Linked DNA regions of Homo sapiens: region 2 is linked to region 1. Evidence: read pairs that join two places in POLR2A ChIA-PET (ENCODE). Cell type or tissue: OCI-LY7. All regions are shown on one strand.

Region 1 (2,500 bases):
TAGGTGAGCCAGGAGCCCTGCAGCCATACTCTGTTTCCCGCAGTTTCACTTTCTGGCATCCACACCTTCCCTCAGTCACTCCCCTGCTCAGAATCCTTCTACAGCTTGCGCTGCTGAAGAGGGAACTCGGCCATTAGGCTCTCTTCAAACTGGGCACCAAACACTCCCTTTGGTTTTAATTTCTGTCAGCCTCTCTCACTCCATCCCTCCATTTCTCCATCTCATAGGATGCTACCTCTTCTCTGCACACTCAGTGCCTAGTCCCACGTCTGTATTTTTACCCATTTTCACCTTTACCTGGAATGCCATTTCTCTATTTTTTCCCCACATGATGAGCTTCTCGTCATCCTTCCAGGCCCAGCCTGCCTTTCCTGGCTCCCTTCCCATGCCATCATTCTGTCTCATCAGTTTCAGAATCGACTGCTCTTTCATCTGTGTGTCCATGGCACTGTGCACATGCCTCTCTCAGGTTGCTTATTCCAATGCTTTGTGGACCATCTCCCCACTGAACCATGAGCCATTCAAGGGCAGGAGCCATATCTGCTCCATCTTTGCACCCCAACTCCTAGGAAAGTCCCTGGCACCTTCTAGGAGCTGAGTTAATTAATGGAGTGTGCGCTCCAGTTAGTACTGCCAGATTCCCACATGTTATCAGAGGAATACAAACATGCAAGATCTGGCTAAGTGCTCCAGTGGGGCAGGCAGCAGGGCTGGGGCTCCTAAAGTCAGTTGACTTTTGGTCTCTTCTGGAAACCAAACATTAGGAAGCTTCCTGGAATGGAGGGGTAGGCTGCAGGACAATCTTACCCAGACACCTGGAAGCCCAACAGTGTGGTTTGCCTCCCAGAGATGCCCAGAAAGGCAGGACCTCAGCATCCTGCTTCACTCTGGCTCATACACTTTTATACAAAATACAATGCAATGAATGAGCCCCAAGTCAGCTGTGACCACAATATTTTTGTCCATTGCAATGCAAAATACCAGCTGCAGTCTAAATGCAGTCCTGCTGCATTTAGCTGAATGATCAGCACTTTTACCTATACAACATCTTCAACCTGATGTGTGCATGGCTTTGTAAGCACAATATCTTCACACATCCTTTATTGTCTCCCCCTGAGGGATTCTGGAGGGAGGAGAGCCACTGTCCAGACATCCCACACTGCAGGAGAGGATGTGAGCCTCGGGTGAAGGGAGGTAGCACAACCTTGCTCACGTTCCCACAGCCAGGAGAGAACCACTCACCTCCTGGTGAAGAGTGATGCTTGGCCACATCTGAGAACAAGCTAGGGAAGGAAACCCTGAACAGACTGATAAAGTTAAATGTAAATCAACAAAAAATTTGCCAAAAACTTGGCAAAACTATAAATGCAAAATAAACAAATCCACAACCCAAAAGGAGCTGGGAGCATCAGGAGGCTGCTTCCAGATGTGTGGCACTCTGAAAAGCTGGGAGTGGGGACTATGCATTTCATGTGCAAGTAGAAGCTGGTGACTGATGCTGAAATTCACAGCGGCCCATTGGAAGACATGTTGAGAAATCACCGCAGATAGAAATAAAAAAAGAGAAAGTCAGACTATGCTAATGATGTCTTCTTATTGCTCACAGGCCAGAACTGAAGGTCGTGGCCAGTGTTTAGCCTTTCATTCTCTGATTCCAGCCCCCACAGCCATATTCACCCTTTTGCAAGTGATTTCAGTTTGAAACCTGGGCTCTGGTAGCTATTAACACACACACACACGTGCACAGCACACACACACATGCACACCACACACACACCATGCACTACCATGTGACCTTGCTTAAAAAGAGAACTATCTGTTATCATCCTTACTAAATCCATCTGTGTCCCCTGGCTAATCCCTGGAAGGCATCCAAATGACATTTATAGGCCTCCCAGCTGGTGAGCAAACGTGCTAAGCCATCCCTGACTGCCGGCTCTGGGCAAGCCCCTTGCAGTCTTCTCTCCCTCGCTCACACTCATGACAGTATGTAACCTCCATCTGCCACCCTTCGCAATCTCATCACCATCAATATGCTCCTTCTCCCAGTAAAAGTAAAACCCTGCCTCAGCCTCACACCTCTCCACAGTTACTCTCATCCTTTCTCCTCTCATTCACAGGCAAATGTGACCACAGATTGTCACCAGCTGTTTCCTCTCCTGCCCCCATTCCTTGGCCCACAGTAATCTCTGCCTCCACCTCCACTGAAACTTTACCAGCCACAAGTCAGCGCAGGCCTCAGCACAGGCCTCTGGGTCACTGACGCTAAGGGCCTCTTTGCAGTCTTTGTCTTCTGTGACACTATGGGCCATTGCATCTTCACTAGAACTTGCCCATCTCCTCTAATCTCACACTCTCTACTTTCTCTTTCTCTGGCCCCCTTGGCTGCTTTTGTTCAGCCCTTCCTTATGAAAAACCTGCGGAGTCAAAGTTATTCAGAATCCTCTCTCCATCCATGCTACCTGCCCTGTGGCCCCACCGCCACACAGCTGCCTTCACT
Region 2 (2,500 bases), 1.5 Mb before region 1:
TGTTTCATGCCTTTCTGCCGGTCGCTCAACTGCCTCAGAGGTGGAAGCTGGCAAGGGGGGCAGGCCCGGCCTGCTGCTGGAAGAGAAGGCGGATGGTGAGGCCACGTCCCGAAGCCGGCAACTGCTCCAGTACCTGTTCTCACTCTCGCACGGCTTGAGCGCCAGCAGCCTGCACAGGTTCCATGAGCTGGAGAGCTGCGCTGCTCGCCTGCACACTGCCAAGTCCTCCAGCGGGCTGGCAGGGAGTATGGGCTTCTGCTCTGACGAGATGGGAGACGACGATGTCTTTGAGGACAGCACATCTGCAAAACTGAAGAGTAGGGTTCTGCGGGCGCCCCTCTGCTCCACGGAAAAGGACAGCGACCTGGATTGTCCTTCTCCCTTCTCTGAAAAATTACCCCCCATATCTCCCGTGTCCACGTCAGGGGATGTCTGCAGGTTGGTTTGCCAGGAAGTGCCATTCTAGCCATCTCTGCTCGCATCAGGAACCTCCTCTTGCTTTAGTATGTGAAGTTTCAGGAAAATGAAGTAATAGGAAGTTGTAACCAGTTGTGGGTTGATGGTTTTCTCCAGAAGAATGGAGTATCAATATCGTTTGAAAAACTTAATTTTTATGATGTGAGTCCCAAGATAGTTTTACAAATGATAAAAGAGGAAGAAGCTGGCTGGGCGCAGTGGCTCACGCCTGTAATCCCAGCACTTTGGGAGGCTGAGGCGGGTGGATCACCTGAGGTCAGGAGTTTGAGACCAGCTTGGCCAACGTGGCGAAACCCCGTCTCTACTAAAAATACAAAAATTAGCCGGGCGTGGTGGCGGGCGCCTGTAATCCCAGCTACTCAGGAGGCTGAGGCAGGAGAATTGCTTGAACCCGGGAGGCGGAGGTTGCAGTGAGCCAAGATTGCGCCATTGCACTCCAGCCTGGGCAACAAGAGTGAAACTCTGTCTAAAAAAAAACAAAACAAAACAAAAAAAAAAAGAGGAAGAAGCTACACATATTAAAGGCCAAGCTGACTCTTCTAAACTAAAAATAAGTAGACTTTGCATAAAGAAACTGGAAGAAAGAAACTAGTATCTTCAGTTTTCCAGCCTGATGGTCCAGATTTTAAGCATTGTTGCATCTCCCAGCCTCTTTTTTAACCCTTGCTCCCTACCTACCCCCAAAAGGTGTGTGGGGACTGGCTGTTCTCCAGTAGCTCCTTCCTTCCTTCTTTTTAACTGAGGTGTAGCCACCTATGTCCCATCCTAACTCTGTTTCCCCCCTTTATCTTCCCTTGTGCAGCATCCTTGTCTGGCCTCCATAATTCACTTTTTGTCATGACTCTTGTGCCCTCCTCATTCTGACCTTTCTCCAGTCTCCGCTCCTTAGTGCCAGCTGTCATCATTTCTAACATTTGGATCAGAGATCCCCTCACTAAAACAGCCTGAGAGCCTGGCTCCTTCCAGGACGAGTGCCCCAACCTGTTCTCTAGCTGCTGGAAAAGACCCCTCTGTTTCTTAAAAGCCTGTTAAGTTCCTTCAGGCTAGTAGCTACACCTTGTTGCATACTTCCTTGGAAATAGAGAGTGCTTTCAAATTAATTTCTCACTTATTGCTATTAGTGGTCCCAAGAAAAAGAGATGAAATTGCAGCATCTTGTAATGGTGAGTTTTTTAGGTCTAGGAGAGAGGTACTGTCATCTTTGTTTACTTGCTGAGAGACGACAGAAATGTGTAGTTGTGGGGTATGAAGGTAAAGTCAGTGATTATAGCTAAAAAGCAAACGTCATTTAAGGTCACTGGTATTTTTGGATGTTGGAATGCAGGTTTTGTTTTACATAGAAATTTTCCCTCTAATTATTTTACCATCTTATGTTCTGGAAAATGATTCCATGTTGCTTTAAATTCATCTTTCAGTGAAGTTCTTATTTCTTACCAAAAAATGACAGCTTTGTCATTTCTTACATCGTTTTTTCCTTTCTGTTGCCAAATGCCCTCCAGACTTTCCATGTTGGTGCGGTAAGCTAGACATTTTTAGTTTGTAGTGATTGTTTTCGTTTGTGTTTGTATGTTTTTGTGCCCATAGTCACTTCTGTAATGTTCGTTTCTGAGTTTCCTTTGGGGGGATTAACCTGCCACTGAAGTGTCAGCTTCCCTGTCATGGGACTGTCCTTGGAATGACAGGTTTTCCTTCCACCATAGGATCTGCCACTGTGAAGGAGATGATGAGAGCCCCCTGATCACCCCCTGCCACTGCACAGGAAGCCTCCACTTCGTGCACCAGGCCTGCCTGCAGCAGTGGATCAAGAGCTCCGACACGCGCTGCTGCGAGCTCTGCAAGTATGAGTTCATCATGGAGACCAAGCTGAAGCCACTGAGAAAAGTACGTGGGAGGAAGGGATGCTTCACCCTTCCTGAAACCAGTGACCCCCAGAAAGCTGGTGTCTCAGATCATGAGGTCATGGCTTGCCTGCGTTCATTTCCTTAAAAAGCTGGGGCTGGTGCTTACATTTGCATTGTAGAGA

Evidence for each region. ChIA-PET counts read pairs that join two places held together with the same protein. Peaks named below come from ENCODE experiments on the same cell type or tissue, not always from the same donor. Only the 100,000 strongest peaks of a DNase experiment are listed, where the experiment ranks them.
Region 2: POLR2A ChIA-PET joins it to region 1 with 5 read pairs; 1 of 35 experiments calls an interaction of 5 or more read pairs at or near these places.

What each region holds. Positions count from the first base shown.
Region 1 is chr10:43,939,720-43,942,219 of GRCh38, reverse strand. All of the region lies in intron 2 of LINC00841 (long intergenic non-protein coding RNA 841), which reads right to left. Among named protein-coding and RNA genes, the nearest start is that of LINC02659, 29 kb to the right of the region's middle. In OCI-LY7, no CTCF peak of the experiment used is centred here; DNase peaks (open chromatin) are centred at 959 and 2,109; H3K4me3 peaks cover 2,453 bases; H3K27ac peaks cover 2,500 bases.
Region 2 is chr10:45,461,089-45,463,588 of GRCh38, reverse strand. MARCHF8 (membrane associated ring-CH-type finger 8) reads left to right here. Exons shown (of 8, transcript NM_001282866.2): 5 at 1-438; 6 at 2,178-2,358. Among named protein-coding and RNA genes, the nearest start is that of MARCHF8, 73 kb to the left of the region's middle. RefSeq lists an enhancer at 1-303. In OCI-LY7, no CTCF peak of the experiment used is centred here; DNase peaks (open chromatin) are centred at 148, 1,018 and 2,368; H3K4me3 peaks cover 2,397 bases; H3K27ac peaks cover 2,500 bases.